2 separate regions of the Homo sapiens genome follow, and region 2 is linked to region 1. A link is an interaction called in ENCODE POLR2A ChIA-PET data of the cell type or tissue named here. Cell type or tissue: CD4-positive, alpha-beta T cell. All regions are shown on one strand. Each heading gives the region's core, and the rest is flanking DNA. Links, peaks and the distances in the headings are about the cores only.

Region 1 (8,330 bases), core at 253-8,252:
TCTAAAATCAGAAAGACAGCGCAGTGGAAGGTTCTAGGAGTTGCATGGATCTGGGTTAGAATCTCAGTGCCTCTCGCAACCAATTGTTTAAAATGTGGGCAGATTAGTCCCTCCATTTCCATTTTCTCTTTTGTGAAATAATTATTATTTTGCAAGGCTCATGTGACAAAGTGGATTAGTATGTGTGTCTAGCATAATGTAGATGCTAAAATTAAATGATTGACTTGGCACCAGTCAGAGTTTATTCACTTTTAATATTGATTTTGAAAGTCTCCAGTCAGATTGCTTAATTGATACACATTAATTTTTACTGTTAGATTTTTAACTTATTATTAAACACCAAGTTTGATAATAAATACTATTAGTGAGGTAGGAGGTGGAACTTGACTCCAGACCAGATTGAAGACTGGCTGAAACAGGGAAGAGGTGAAAGCACCTCTCCATAAGACACGCCCACCAGTGCCATGTCAGTTTACCATTGCCATGGTAACACCTGGAAATTACCACCCCTTTCCATGGCAACAACCTGGAAGTTACCACCCTTTTTCTAGAGGTTTCTGATTAACCTGCCCTCTTAATTTGCATGTAATTAAAAATGGGCATAAATATGACTGCAGAACTGCCCTTGAGCTGCTGTTATGGAGCAGTCACAGAGCTTAACACTGCCACGTCAGTAAAGCAGTTTCCTTCTACCGCAGGGTCGCTCTTCAGCTCTTTCCTAAGTGCAGTTGAGAATCTTCCTGGGCTGAGCCCCAGTTTGGGAGCTTGCCTGCCCTTCATCAATAGCAGTAGTAATAGTAATGATGATGGTAGCCAGCCAGATATAGTGAAGTGTTCTATGTGTTCTCAGTTACTCTGAACAAGGGCCCTCAAAGGGCAGGTATTTTTATGTTCTTTTTGCTGACAAGAAACTGAGGCTTAGTGAGACTGAGATTTAGAAAGTAATGAAAGGAAAAAGTTATGTTAAATGATCACTTTTTTATGGAGCCATGCTTTTTTGTGCTTAATTTATTGCCTATTGCTCATATGTGTTTTACATTGTTCAGTGTTTTCTCAAGATAAGCAATGAGAAGTAACAGCTGTAGTCAACTTTCTTCCCCAAGTACTAAGTAAATAAGGTGGTTAGGTGTAGAATGGAATTAGCTATGGAATGCTGATTGTTTATTTTCTATGTAGGATGAAAGAAATTAGGCATGAAGAAGGAAGATAATTTTCTACTTGCTATAGATTTGAAATAGTTTTCTTTCTTTTGCTTTTTTTTTGTTTGACCTACTGAGGAGTTCAGAGTGGTTAACTGAAACAGACTCTAAAAATACCCTTTGGTAGCGTGCTCACTGAAGTATTTTCTGTTTGTCTAAAATTAGCAGATTTGAGCAGATTTGAGCAGTGTACTCTGGTTTTCCAAAGCCTTCCATTAGGTGACTTCTTATTCTGGTGTACTTTGTTATCTTTCTGGATAACACGTTTGATGGGTGTTAAAAGGTAAAGCCAGGAATGGCTTTACTTTCTAACAGAATACTTTACAAAGCAGTTTCCAGCTTAGATACTTCCTCCTACAGGGAACCTTCCCAAGGTGTTTCCTTGGCAGTGCTCCCTTCCTTATCCCGCCACTGTCCCACATGTCCCACCTAGGCCTTGAAGGGCAGAACCTGTGCTCTGTTCACTGTTGTATTCCAGTGCCTGACACAACTATTTGCACAGTATTTAGGTGCTGAACAAATATTTATTGAATGCCAAAATTGGTTCATTTACTAAGCAGAAAGAAAGGAAAATATTTTTTGTTGGCAGTGTCTGCAAAGAGATTTGTCTTTTCCCATGAAAATTGAGAAGTGGGGACAGAAAAGCAAGAAAGTGGGAGCAAAAGTAATTGAGATCCACAGTGGCTCAGGAGTGTTGACCGGTGCAGGGTGTGGTAGAAGCCCGTTAATGGGTAGGGGAGCCAGATACGGAGGCTCAGCTGGGCTGGGGGCAGGTCTGCAAGAAATGGGGGGGTGTGGAGAAGGTTACCAGCCGTTACCAGAGTTTTCCTCTGCATTGGGAATTTCTAAGGTGTGTTTTTGTTTTTAAAACAATATCTGTACTTTCAAAAATATGGTTTCTTTGCTGCAAGGGGAACACATTTATTTTGTGAAAGTAAGTGTACCTAGTTAACAGTTTCCATTTATTAATTTCTGGAATAGTGTTTTGGTTACTTGGAATGTGTGTGTGTATTTTCTTTCTTTCTTTCTTTTTGAGACAGAGTCTCGCTCTGTCACCCAGGCTGGAGTGCAGTGGCGCCATCTCGGCTTACTGTAGCCTCTGCCTCCCAGGTTCAAGCGATTCTCCCGCCTCAGCCTCCCAAAGTACTGGGATTACAGGTGTGAGCCACTGCGCCCGGCCTATTTTCTTTCTATTACAAGTCCCTTGCGGGAAAGATGGTCGTAGCTCCTATTCTAAATGAACAGAAGTTCTGTCTTAGAAATTTTCCCATTTTACAAGTGTTCAAAGAGGACCAAATTTCATCCTCTTTCCCTGCCTGTGTCCTGGAATCAGCTGAGAAGAAAGACAGGAGTAAGGTGGTCTTCAATTCAGCCAGTCTTCAATTGTTGGAGACCAAAATTTACCTTTATGCTGATCAGGGTTAGAGCTGCTATGCAGAACATGGCTTATCTCTGCGGGCAAGTGGCCTTCCTGAGGCTCATCTCCAGAGCTGTGCAGCAGAATGTTGCCCTCAAAAGAGGACAGAGGGCAGGACTGGCTATGCATGCATGCTCACTCCCTTCTTCCAGATTCACTGAGCCTGTTTTCCTTCTGAATTAAGAGGTAAGAAAGTAACACCTGGAAAGATGTACTTTCCCAAGGTCACGCAGATAGCTGGCAACAGGTTTTTCTCCTGGGCTCTAGAGGCCTTTGGTCTGAGTAGAAAGGGCATGGTTATGGGGTTGGCCAGGCCTTGTGTTCACCACATTCTGCTTCTGTGCTCTTAGCTTTCATTTCTGCATCTATACCATGGGGTTAAAATTTCTACCCTCGGGATTCCTGGGAGGGTTACCTAAGGTGTAACTGTTGAATGACCTGAACCAGTGCTTTGCACTCAGAATCAGCAATGTAAATATCACTCAGCCAGCCTGGGGCACTTTCCTCTATCAAACCTTACCAATCCTTTTCTTCTTCTTCTTCTTTTTTTTTTTTTCTCTTCAATTGAAACAGGGTCTCACTGTCTTGCCCAGGCTGAGGTGGAATGTGGCACAATCTCCGTTCACTGTAGCTTCCACTTCACAGGCTCAATCAATTCTCCAGCCTTAGCCTCCAAGTAGCTATAGGCACGTGCCATCACACCTGGCTAGTTTTTGTATTTTTTGTAGAGATGGGTTTTCACCATGTTGCCTAGGCTGGTCTCAAACTCCTGAGCTCAAAGCGATCTGCCTGACTTAGGCTTCGAAAATGCTGGGATTACAGGTGTGAGCCACCATGTCCAGCCTCGTTGTTCTTTCTTTTAATCACCCTGGCTTGGCACCTCAGAAAACATGGTGATTGGAGTTTAGCTTTCAGCAGGGTGGGACTTGGATGTTGACTGTTTTAATTTTGATTTTTTTTTTTTTTTTTTTGAAACGGAGTCTCACTCTGTCGCCCAGGCTGGAGTGCAGTGGCGCGATCTCGGCTCACTGCAAGCTCTGCCTTCCGGGTTCACGCCATTCTCCTGCCTCAGCGTTGTGAGTAGCTGGGACTACAGGCGCCTGCCACCGCACCCAGCTAATTTTTTGTATTTTTAGTAGAGATGGGGTTTCACCGTGGTCTCGATCTCCTGACCTCGTGATCTGCCCGCCTCGGCCTCCCAAAGTGCTGGGATTACAGGTGTGAGCTACCGCACCCAGCCCAATTTTGATTTTTTAGGAGGAAAAAAAATTGTTCCTAAGGAAGTCAAGTCCTAAATTGAAAGACTTTCATATATTACACAAACCCTAGAAAAACTTGGGTTACACCTGGGATTGATTTTGAAGTAGGGCGTTGAACTATGTGTCCTGTTTAACCTCGAGGAGCAAATGGCTTTCCATTCTAAACATTCTCATTTCTTCTCTGGGACATTCTTTAGGTGCTTGTTTGAGTTTCTGTTTTGTTAGGCACATTAGAGGACTCTATATGAACAAGTTCCTAGGGGAGGAAATTGGTGACTTAGATGAAAGGGTGAAAAAGGTGAAACCTTCACATTATTGTGTAAGGGATTGTCCCAGAATGTGTGAAATTTGATGTAGTCCTTCTTGGCTTCGTTTTTTCCTCAGATGTTCTGGATGAAACAGTTCCCCCTGTCACACGTGGAGATAAGGATGTGGCTCTAGGCAGGGCATATCCTGTGTTTAAGACTGTGTTGACTCTTCTTTTACAGTGTCTGCCACTTGTTTCCTGCCTAGGTCTTTAGTTTTGAGTGAAGTACAGCTGTGAAGTCCTAGACTTGTAATGCTAAGGCGTTCATTATGTTAAATTCAGTTTCTCTTTTTCTTTTCTCTGCTTCACATCAGCCTTGTACTTTAGCACGTTTCCAGTCCAGCCTTGGTAGCTGGGCTGCTGTTCTCCTTGACCCGTCCCTTTGCAAGCAGCAGACCACGGCCAGGGTTGGGAGTCCGGCTGGGCCACTGACCGCAGTGCTGAGGAAAGGTGGAGCGGGAGGCCCTTTCCTCCCAGCCTCGGGCTTCCTGTGCAAGCCACTGAGGAGGAAAAGGAGCTGGAGGGTGTGTGAACCCTCAGGTTATACAAGCAGCACTTCTATGCAACAAAGAAAATGTAAATTGCTGTAAATTACCAAAAAAAAAAAAAAAAAAAAAATTGCTGGCAATCTGCTTTCCAGGGCAGATGGAGGGTAGCTTTTATTTATACATTGGTCAGCTGATTGAGTAATGTTTAAAAACCACCTTTACTTCTGGCACTTCTTGGCAGTATCAGTTTTTTTTTTTTAATGGATAGAGAAGCTTTTTTATTTTACAGATAATAACTGCATATCTTTACCTGAGGGAGCTCAGGTTCGCTCTATCTAGCAGCTTCCACGTGTCATCTCTGTATGTGCAGTTGGTGCCTGCATTAAGGAGGACGGACAGCCTTGTGGCGTTGGTGCCTCTGTTTTGTGTCTAAAGCTATTTATTTGGGGGTGGCTGCCCCAGGAGCAGCACATCAAAGTGGTGTTCAGTTATGCTGGCCAAGTGCTGAATTGCATTGTGTTTATTTTTATTTCCAAGGTTATTTTATTTTTTACACATGAAAGCCTTTTTCCCTCCTAGATTTTACTGTTTTTTTTTTTTTCCTGATTAACAAAGATGTACAGACTGAGGAGAAGTTTTTGAAAATTTTGTAAAAATGTTGAAATTTTTATGCAGAAAGAGAAACAAAGTGGGGGCCCATCCCAAATCTCACCAATCAGGCAGAAACTATTTGTCATACTGGATACGGTTTCTCTCTCTCTCTTTTTTTTTTTTTTTTTGTGGGGGGGATCTTTTCATTAAAAAACTCTTCTGTAGGTATCTTAACAGCACTTGCATGGTCCTTAGGAGATGAAGGTGTTTCGCCATTTCTGGAGTGCTGCACATGTAGTTTTCTTCTTTTTAAATTGTCAGTGGCCCTGGCCAGATTACTAATTCCCTACTAAGTTGCCAGTTGTGCTAGTACCCCACCCTCCAAAATCCATATTGACCTTCTGTATCAAAATGGCTAAGTCGTCAGAAACCAGCAGTGGGCAAACGTTAGGGTCTCAGCTTTCCTCCTTTCTTTCACTTGCTTGGCTTCATTGGCTTTGAATCGGATAGACCCGGGTAGGAACCTCACCTAGCCCCTCCACTAACTTTGTGTCCTCCGGCAAAATAAATCTCCCTAAGCCTCTATTTCCTATATGCAAAATAGGGATGATAGTATTACCCAATTCCAGGGTTATTGTAAGAATTCAGAGGCAAGTTGTGAAGGGTGTGGCATGGTGTCTGGAATGGGTGATGATACAGTTCCCTAAGGGGAGCTGCTGCCACCTCTGTGCTGGGGACTCTCCCTTTGCCCCATCCCAAGAATTTGGGTTGGCTAATCCTGCCCTGTCTGGTTTTGGATGAGGGACCAGGAAAGAAAGGGAGGCAGGATAGGGGAGGTGTTTTTGAGAAAAACCTTCTTTTTCCCTCTGCAAGTATTTGTTTCAGGCAGTACGTGAACCCTCGAAGACTGATCGGGGCTGGTCCTGGGTCACCCCAGCAGGGTTCAGTGAAGTGGGCCAGGGGCACTGGACCCTCGGCTTTCTCCCTGCAGGGGGATCTGCCTCCCTGGCCTCGCCTCTTGTGATCTTCTATGCATGTTCACTCCTTACTCACTCTGAGCCTTCTGACTCTGACCAGCCTGTGTTCCTGGCATTCTTTTGATGATGTAAGTGTTTCACACCCTATCTGCAACCAAGCAGGAGGACGGAGAGGACTTCTGCAGCAAAGAGTACCTCTAGAAATTGCTTTTGTGAGGTTCTTTGAGGTGCTAATCACCTAACTTTTATTTGAATTGCTCTGACTTATCATTTAATAACTCCGGAGGACTTTTTACTTCCTTGGCAGGAGGAGGAAGGTGATTCCTCAGATAAAACCAAAACCTAGAGCTGCACTTCTGAAGGAAATTGCTGCTCAGGTAGGGCTGGATGTGTAGGTGTTCTCCATGGGCCCATGCCGTGCCTGTACCAGCGTCCTGAATTGACGGCAGCAGAGGGGTATCTTTCTTCATTCTTCATTATTTATTGCCTGAGGCAGAATGAATACTTGTACACTTGGGATTTCAGCCATGCCTTTTAAGGGCTGTGAACAGACTTATCAAAGAGCCATCTTGAGTGGCCTGTAGGGCGGAAGGGAGAATACAGGACAAGAAAGTGGATGGAATTAATGGGAACAAGAGTGACATAAAATAGTTTAACCCCCTGTGGCCCTCTTCAGACTTTTACATTTGTCTATTTTTATTTATTTAAAATTTTTTAACTTTTGTGGGTACGTAGGTGTATATATTTATGGGGTACATAAGATTTTTTGATACAGGCATATAATAATCATATCAGAGTAATATCACCCCAAGCATTTATCATTTGTATTACAAACAATCCATATATATTCTTTTAGTTATTTTATTTTGTTATCTTATTTATTTATTTATTTTGAGACGGAGTCTTGCTCTGTCACCCGGGCTGGAGTGCAGTGGCACAATCTCAGCTCACTGGAACCCCCGCCTCCTGAGTTCAAGCGATTCTCCTGCCTCAGCCTCCTGTGTAGCTGGGATTACAGGCCGGTGCCACCATGCCCAGCTAATTATTGTATTTTTAGTAGAAATGGGGTTTCACCATGTTGGCCAGGCTGATCTTGAACTCCTAACCTCAGATGTTCCACCCACCTCGGCCTCCCAAAGTGCTGGGATTACAGGTGTGAGCTATCGCACCCAGCCTATTATTTATTTTTGAGAGATAGGATCTTGCTCTGTTGCCCAGGCTGAGTCATGCTCACTGTATACTCTACCTTCTGGGCTCAGGCAATCCTCCCACCTCAGCTTCCCAAGTAGCTGGAACCACAGGTGCACAGCCGCCACTCCTGGCTAATATTTTTATTTTTTGTTCAGACGGTGGGGAGGCTCTTGCTGTGTTGCCCAAGCTGATCCTGAACTCCTGGGCTCAAGCGATCCTCCTCCCTCCGCCTTCCAAAGTGCTGAGATTACAGGTATGAACCACTATGGCTAGCCTGGTCTACAGAAATGTCTAATTTTCTTCAGACTTTGTTCTCCCTTCAAATTAGGTTTCATCTGGCAGAGTGGCTACTCCATTTGTTTGCAAGCCTCTGCCCTTGATGTTCAGATTCCTGCTGCTGGTGGAGCCGGCTGAGTTTCCCAGATGGGCTCCACCTGCCTCCTCCTCGGTTGCTGCAGCATTCATTGCTTCGTGCTTCCTGTCTGGCTCGCCTCCAAATGAGCCTGTTCATTTCCTTTCTCCGGAAACTGTCCTTATCACTGAGGTTCAAAAGTTCCATAAAGGATATGGCAGTCTTGAGACTTGACCTCCAAACTTTGACCTTAATAAAAACTGGTTTTTTAAACCCAGCCAACCTGAATGAGTGGACTATGGCTTTTGATTGCTGTTAGCTGAAGGAGATGTATGGCTGCTGGGTGACGCCTTGAACAGTGAGATGTTATATATAATCTTGAATTTGGGGTGGTGCTTGTGTCACCACTCGGAATTATGTTGTCAGTCTCACTTCCCTCCTGGCTTCTTGGCAATCGTCTTTATTAATGTTTTCAATTTTCTTACTATCCAGTGAACTTACTTTGTATTTATTGTTTGGGGTAGTGTTGTAGATGGTATTACTATTTGA
Region 2 (8,330 bases), core at 115-8,114, 83 kb before region 1:
TTCTTTTTTGTTTCTTCTTTTTAAATCTGAAAACCTTTCAAAAGAGATTGACCTTTTTTTTTTGTTTTTCTTTTTGTTTTTTGAGACAAGATCTCACTCTGGTGTTCAGGCTGGAGTGCAGTGGCACGATCTTGGCTCCCTTCAGCCTTGACCTTCCAGGCTCAAACAGATCCTTCCACCTCAGTCTCCTGAGTAGCTGGGACTACAGGCATGCCCCACCACACTCGGCCAATTTTTTAGAGAGATGCGGTTGCCCAGGTGGGGGTCTCAAATTCCTGGGCACAAGTGATCCTCTCACCTCGGCCTCCCAAAGTGCTGGGATTACAGGAGAGATCCACTGTGCCCAGCTGACGATGACATTTTTTATTGTAGGAGACAGAAAAATGAACTAGGTCAAAGATCCCCTAACCAAAAGATTAGGGTCTATTGTAAAATCATAACGCTTTCCCTTGTAGATCTTTCAGCCCGTTGCCACCACCCTGCCCAGCTCTCTGAAATGTGCCAAGTTTTCCTTGTCTACTCAGAAACTTTGCTGACAGCACCAGCCTGCTCAGCTAGTGAAAATGCCTCCTGCCAAAAAGATTAACTACACTCATTTTTCTTTAGGTAATTTCATAAATCATTGTGCCTATTTTACTTTGAAAAGCTTTACTATTTTCTTCATAGATGATAATTTAGAGCCTGAAGGACACTTTAGGTAACTGAATCTTTTTCTGTCTTCAAGACATTCAGATTGGAAACAAAGTCTCGTCAGTTACAATCCATTTTGGCACAGAGATTCCTGGATATGGGACTTTGAGGGGTAGGTGAGGAGTGCACCTCAGAATGAAGGAAAGAAGTTGTGGAGTTAGAAAAAGATTCATTCTGAAGCCGTCTCCCTCTCAACACCCACCCTCGAGCTGGCTTAGGAACAAGTACCCTGCGGTGTGCTTCTTAGAGGGAAGAATCAGACCTGGAGTCTTTCATAGCTTCTAACTGTTTGGGGCTTTCTACTTCAAGAAAGACACTGAAGGTTGAGCTAGCCTTCTGATTTGGCACTACTATTGATTTTCCCACACTTTTGGCCAGCGTGTATGTCCATTTATTTTCTCATTTCTCACATGAGCAGGCTGGAAGTGTAGAAAGATCTTCGAGACACTACTTACTCATTTTGAAGTACTTGATCAATCTTTGTGCATAGCAGCATAAACCCTGGACCTGGAAGTGCATATTTCAAAGAGAGCCCTGTACCTTTTGTTCTCTTGCAAGACAAGCAGTTCTCTCCCCTGGAGAGATCTCCTCTACCCCACCTCCGCCCCACTTTCTACTCAAGGCAATGGGAGGTACCTGAGGACCCTTCACATGACACAAAGTATTGAGTCTGTGTTCCAGAATAGGAACAAAATGATCTCTACCCTCTGAGGCAGTTAATGCAGCTGCTTTGTTTAGGCTGTTTCTGAAATTAAAAAGAATCTCCCTTTTTACTCACTGTTAATGGGGTGAAAAGCTCAAGTGTTCCATGTCACACAGGGGAAATCAGATTTGTGTTTCATACAAAAGCAAAGTCAGTGGCTCACGCCTGTAATCCCAGCACTTTGGGAGGCCAATGGGGGTGGATCACCTGAAATCAGGAGTTGGAGACCAGCCTGGCCAACATGGTAAAACTTCATCTCTACTAAAAATACAAAAATTAGCCAGGCATGGTAGCGTGCGCCTGTAGTTCCAGCTACTTGGGAGGCTAAGGCAGGAGAATTGCTTGAACCCGGGAGGCAGAGGTTATAGTGAGCCAAGATTGCGCCATTGCACTCCAGCCTGGATGACAGAGTGAGACTCCGTCTCAAAAACAAAACAAAACAAAACACCAGCGTTTCAGTCATCCACATGATTTTTGCTGGCACCAGGCACACATTGCAACCTCTCTGCCTCGGTTTCCATCCAACTCCTCCACCCTAACAATCCTTACTGTATTCAACTAAAAGAAACCAAGGATCTTGGTGGTGGAATTTGCTTGACTTCTTGTCCTCCAATCACGTCCACTTCCTGTTTTCTTTTAAAGTTCACTGACAAGATCTTATTTTATGTGACAAATATGTTCGGTTTATCTGTGCTATCAATTTCTGATAAACGTACATTTTAATCTGTCAGCCAGTGTTCCAGGCACTAATGCTGCTTAAATGTAGCTGCACAGCTCTTACCCAGAAATGGTGCCGTCCAGCTAAAATCATACATTCAGGCAGCTGATTACAGACACTGACCTTGAGCTCCATTCCTGTGCGGTAATCCAAACCATCTGCACTCAACAACAATTAAAACCTTCAGATCTCTCAGGCGTTTCCTTCCTCTGATTATAACTTATGAGCTGCAGCAAAACTCAGAAAGAAACAGAATTAAAAAGACCAGGCTTTGATGCCAGCTTGATTTCTGCAGGGCAGTTCTCAACAGAGAAATCTCCACTTTATGGAACAGCTCCTTCCTCAGCTGAAATGCAGGCACCTAACATCTAACAAACCTTGAACATTTAATTATGCTGATTCTTTCTTTTGCCCAGAGGGGAAGAGGGACCTTTCATTTCTGGAGCCAGAGTCAGGCAAAACAATGAGGTAGTTTGTCCTGGAGATCTCCTATCACCCTTGTTTTCCATACCTCCCTCTTTGTCTCTCTCATCCACTTTTTATACCCTTAAAGGTCTTGCTGCCTTCTACAAAAGAGGTCCAGGCTAAGAAAAAAAAAAAAAAAAAAAAGCTAAAGAAAGTCAGTGCTCTATTTCTGAACTACTCTATTTCTGATCTCCTTTCTCTCCCTTCAGATATCCTACATCTTCATGACTGTGTCCTTTCCTATGAATTCCAAAGGAAATGCACGCAAACAAATACATTCAGCCAAAGTGTCTAAGAAAGACATAACGGTCACCCTTGGGAGGTGGAGGTGAGGAGTGGTTAGGGAGAGGCCTCACAGAGAATAGATTTCTGATGGGAAGCATCCAACCCTTAGCAAATTTCGGGGGAGAGGGAGGTTTGGTTGGCTGAAGTGCAGCAACTCACATTATACCTGTTCAATGTTGTTCTCAGGATCACCCTGGAAAAGCACAGAAGGATTCTTTTTTTTTTTTTTTTTTTTTTTGAGACAGAGTTTTTTGCTCTGTCACCAAGCTGGAGTGCCGTGGCATGATCTTGGCTCACTGCAACATCCACCTCCCAGGTTCAAGCGATTCTCCTGCCTCAGCCTCCTGAGTAGCTGGGACTACAGGCGCATGCCACCATGCCCAGCTAATATTTGTATTTTTAGTAGAGACAGGGTTTCACCATGTTGGCCAGGATGGTCTCAATCTCTTGACCTCATGATCTGCCTGCCTCGGCCTCCCAGAGTGCTGGGATTACAGGCATGAGCCACCGCACCCGGCCAGAATATTTTCTTAAATGTGAACCAGATTACATCTGATGTTAAAATCCCTACTTCCCTAAAATAAAATCCACATGCTTTACCAAGCCTTAGAAGGCCCTCATGATCTAGCCACCACGCCTGGCCCAGAAGGATTCTTGGAACTGAGACTCTCCAGCAGGAGGGAGGCTGACGACCTAGGGTCACCAAAGGGGATTTCTTGGGCAATCATTGAAAAATCCAAGACCATAAAGATTTCTCTCCCTGACTGGGCACCAGGCTAGGGAGAGAACTTTGGGAATATAGTACATTGTTTTCAGCACTATGATTTGACACAATAGCTCCTAACTCAGATGCCAATGAGTGAAGAGGGGGGAAAATGAGAAGTTTCTTTCCCCACTGGTTCATCTACACTGTTACTGCATTTTGCTAGGCAAGTCCTTTTTTTTTTTTTTTTTTTTTGAGACAGGGTCTTGTTCTGTCACCCAGGCTGCAGTGCAGTGGCATAATCACGGCTCATTCCAGCCTTGATCTCCCAGGCTCACACAATCCTCCTACCTCAGCTTCCCAAGTTGCTGGGACTATAGGCATGTGCCAGCAAGCCTGGTTAATTGTTTAATTTTTTTGTAGAGACAAGGTCTCACCACGTTGTCCAGGCTGGTGTCAAACTCCTGGGCTCAAGCGATCCTCCTGCCTCAGCCTCCCAAAGTACTGGGATTATAGGCATGAGCCGGTGCACCTGGCCAAGTCTTTAACAATTGTTATAGTAGAGAGTCTCTACAAAAACATTTACATTCATAGTGTCCCTTGGTTCTCTTTAGAATCTCCTGAACTAAGCATTTTCATTCTCTTAAAAAACTAGAAAGGAGACCATGCGAGGTGGGCCAGGCACGGTGGCTCACGCCTGTAATCCCAGCACTTTGGGAGGGGGAGGTGGGTGGATCACCTGAAGTCAGGAGTTTGAGACCAGCCTGGCCAACATGGCGAAACCCTGTCTCACTAAAAATACAAAAATTAGCTGGGCATGGTGGCGGGCGCCTGTAATCCCAGCTACTTGAGAGGCTGAGGCAGGAGAATTGCTTGAACCCAGGAGGCGGAGGCGGCAGTGAGCCGAGATTGCACCTCTGCACTCCAGCCTGGGCGACAGTGTGAGACTCTGTGTCAAAAAAAAAAAAAAAAATTAGCTGGGCATGGTGGTATGCACCCGTAGTCCCACCTACTCAGGAGGTTGACACACGAGAATCACTTAAACCTGGGAGGCAGAGGTTGCAGTGAACTGAGATTGTGCCACTGCACTCCAGCCCAAGCAACAGAGCAAGACTCCTTCTCAGAAAAAAAAAAAAAAAAAAAAAAAAGACTAAAAAGTAAAAATCCCCCATAAATTCATTCTCCAGAGATAGTCACTGATTTATATTACAAGTATTATTATTATTATCCTCATTTTGCAGATGAGAAAAGTAAGATCAAGAAAAGTAAAATAGGCCAGGCATTATGGCTCACGCCTGTAATCCCAGCACTTTGGGAGGCCGAGGCAGGCAGATCACTTGAGGTCAGGAGTACAAGACCAGCCTGGCCAACATGGTGAAACCCCTTCCCTACTAAAAATACAAAATTTAGCTGGATGTGGTGGCATGTGCCTGTAATCTCAGCTACTTGGGAGGCTGAGGCAGGAGAATCGCTTGAACACGGGAGGTGGAGGTTGCAGTAAGCGGAGATCATGGCACTGCACTCCAGCTTGGGCAACAGAGCAAAACTCCATCTCAAAAAAAAGAAAAAAGAAAAGTAAAATAATTTACCCCAAACTACTCAGCTCATAAGTCAAATGCTCTATCTCCAAGTTGATATGTTCTTTAAAATCTATTTTCCATATTCCTCGTATTCCTCGCCTCACTTTTTTTTTTTTTTTTTTTGAGACGGAGTTTCGCTCTTGTTGCCCAGGCTGGAGTGCAATGGTGCGATCTTGGCTCACTGCAACCTCCGCCTCCTAGGGTTCAAGCGATTCTCCTGTCTCAGCCTCCCGAGTAGCTGGGATTACAGGCATGCACCACCATGCCCGGCTAATTTTTGTATTTTTGAAATAGAGACAGAGTTTCTCCATGTTGGTCAGGCTGGTCTTGAACTCCCAACCTCAGGCAATCCACCTGCCTCAGCCTCCCAAAGTGCTGGGATTACAGGCGTGAGCCACTGTGCCCGGCCTCCTCTCCTCACTTTTTAATTTGTGAAGTGGTAGTAGTTGCATGTGTATGTGGTTCTTAAATTTTTCTTTTCCCTAAGAAAAAAAGCTAAGAGTTTGAGAACAACCTAATTTGGCTGTTTCATCTACAAGACTGTTATGCTGCCTGGCCAGAGTATTTCCAAGTGGAATGTAAAATACATCATTTAATTTAAAAGACCTTGGTTTTAAGAGTGGGTCACGATTCACAGGATTAATGAGTCTGAAGCCTGGAGGTGTCGCCGTCTTCCTCTCTTTTTCACTTGCGAGGTCAGGGACATATGCATCCAATGCAGAGGGTGGTGGTTTGTGGGCATTTGCCTGGCTGTTAAGCTTCCACAGTTGTGGCTTCTATACTAGGATGCAAGGTCCTGGTTGTTTTTTATGATTCCCACCACTTCCAGCGAGTAACTGTTTGAAGAAAATAGAAACTGTAGGACTTCTATTTTTGTCCTAGTTTAAAATACTGCAACACAGACAATGATATCTCAACCCACGATTTTTTCCAAGATTATACCATTTGGTAGTTCCATGGTATTAACTAAATGAACACCACCCCCAGCTGCATCTTTAAGTTTCTATATTTACCAAAGTACATTTATGTGCTAAATTAGTTTATCAGGAAAGAGCGAGTTATTCCAAGTTTCGCTCAAATGGTTACTGAGAATAAGAAGGAATAATATCATAGGGAATCATTCTTTACATCCCCCCACAACCTTTTTTTTTGAGACATGGTCTCTGTCACCCAGGCTGGAGTGCAGTGGCACCATCTCAGCTCATTGCAATCTCCACCTACTTGGCTTAAGCGATCCTCCCACCTCAGCCTCCTGAGTAATACATTTTGCCTTTTGCTCTGGGGATGAATGAAAGATTAGAAAAGTGAATTCTTGAATTGTCTAGTCAACTGTACATTTTGTAGGCCATTTCTGCATGATACAGAATTGCTGAGGGCTATACAAAAACACTATTAATAATATTCATTATTACAGATTAAAAACTGGCATAGAAGCCTTTAAAATACCTTTTTTTCTGCTGGGCGTGGTGGCTCACGCCTGTAATCCCAGCATTTACAGAGGCAGAAGCAGGAGGATAGCTTAAGCCAGACCCACCTGGGGAATATAGCAAGACTTTGTTCTGCACAAAAAGGAAAAAAAAAGATATCTTTTTTCTTATGATAAATGTATATAATAAATAAAATATATCTATTATTAAAAATTCATTAAATGTAGGAAAGCATTTTTTAAATGTTTAAACAACACATACTCCCACTAGGCTAAAATTATATTCATAAACAATATGGTATATTTCCATCTGGCCTTTTCTCTTTGCATTAGTTATCTTTAAATAAAATTGGAATCACTCTGTATATTTAGTTTTATATTCTACTTTCTGACTTAATATTAAATAATGAGCATTTCTCCGTGGTTTTAAGTAAGATGACTTTTTCCATCCACTTGAGTGGGAATTTTTTTTAAAGATGACTTTAATGTCTATATAATAGAAACACATAAAGACCCTCTTTATGTAACTTTTAATGTGATTGAATCTTTTTAACGGAGTCAAAATGCATATCTTCTAATTCCTATAATTTTTCACGTGACTTCTTTTTGTTTCTGATTCGCAAAAGCTGTCATGACCCAAATTATAAGAAAACCTGAAGGAAACACTGCCTTTTGAAAAATAAAACAAAGTATTCAAATAACACCAAATATGCTACATAAATCAAAGAACAAGAGCCACCTGGGAATTTAATGTGGCAGCCAACTCTCTTTTTCACATTAAAAATGTCAGCATAGGCCAGGCGCAGTGGCTCACGCCTATAATCCCAGCACTTTGGGAGGCTGAGGCGGGTAGATTATTTGAGGTCAGGAGTTCGAGACCAGCCTGGCCAACATGGTGAAACCCCATCTCTACTAAAAATATAAAAATTAGCCGGGTGTGGTGGCACATGCCTGTAATCCCAGCTACTGGGGAGGCTGAGGCAGGAGAACTGCTTGAAATTCAGAGGCGGAGGCTGCAGTGAGCCAAGATTGTGCCACTGCACTCCAGCCTGGGCAACAGAGTGAGACCCTGTCTCAAAAAATAAAATAAGATAAAAATGTCAGCATAATCAAATAGTTAAAGATGACAGTCCACAATTAAAGACTAAAGATAGCCCTCCACATGCCAGTATTGCTTCCACAAGCTTGAGCATAATTTTAAAGCACTTAGCTGTGCTGTTTAAAATCAACAACTTTTTTTTTTTCCATAAAGAAAAGGTGTTTGGCCAAGTGCAGTGGCTCATACCTGTAATCCCAGTACCTTTGAGGCCAAGGCAGGAAGATCACTTGAGCTTGAGTTTGAGACCTGGCTGGGTGTGGTAGCTCATGCCTGTAATCCTAGCACTTTGGGAGGCCAAGATGAGTGGATCACTTGAGGTCAGGAGTTTGAGACCAGCCTGGCCAACATGGTGAAACCCCATCTCTACTAAAATACTAAAATTAGCTGGGCATGGTGGCACGTGCCTGTAACCCCAGCTACTGGGGATGCTGAGGCAGGAGAATGGCTTGAACCCAGAAGATGGAGGTTGCAGTGAGCCAAGATCATGCCCCTGTACTCCAGCCTGGGTGACAGAGCAAGACTCGGTCTCAGGAAAAAAAAAAAAAAAAAAGAGTCTGAGACCAGCATGAGCAAAGTGGCAGAACTCTTATCTCAAAAAAAAAAAAAAAAATTAAATTAGCCAGGTATGATGGTGTGCACCTGTAGTCTCAGCTATTCTGGA

Evidence for each region. ChIA-PET counts read pairs that join two places held together with the same protein. Peaks named below come from ENCODE experiments on the same cell type or tissue, not always from the same donor. Only the 100,000 strongest peaks of a DNase experiment are listed, where the experiment ranks them.
Region 2: POLR2A ChIA-PET joins it to region 1 with 17 read pairs; 9 of 35 experiments call an interaction of 5 or more read pairs at or near these places.

Annotation. Positions count from the first base shown.
Region 1 is chr12:64,665,113-64,673,442 of GRCh38, forward strand. All of the region lies in intron 1 of RASSF3 (Ras association domain family member 3), which reads left to right. Among named protein-coding and RNA genes, the nearest start is that of MIR548Z, 47 kb to the left of the region's middle. RefSeq lists enhancers at 4,199-4,358, 4,579-4,638 and a silencer at 7,371-7,560. In CD4-positive, alpha-beta T cell, for the core only: no CTCF peak of the experiment used is centred there; DNase peaks (open chromatin) are centred at 519, 4,339, 5,069, 7,919 and 2 weaker places; H3K4me3 peaks cover 3,604 bases; H3K27ac peaks cover 8,000 bases.
Region 2 is chr12:64,581,804-64,590,133 of GRCh38, forward strand. LOC107984521 (a long non-coding RNA gene) reads right to left here and starts at 2,447. Exons shown (of 2, transcript XR_007063348.1): 1 at 2,235-2,447. It also overlaps a transcript of RASSF3 not described here. In CD4-positive, alpha-beta T cell, for the core only: no CTCF peak of the experiment used is centred there; no DNase peak of the experiment used is centred there; H3K4me3 peaks cover 782 bases; H3K27ac peaks cover 1,521 bases.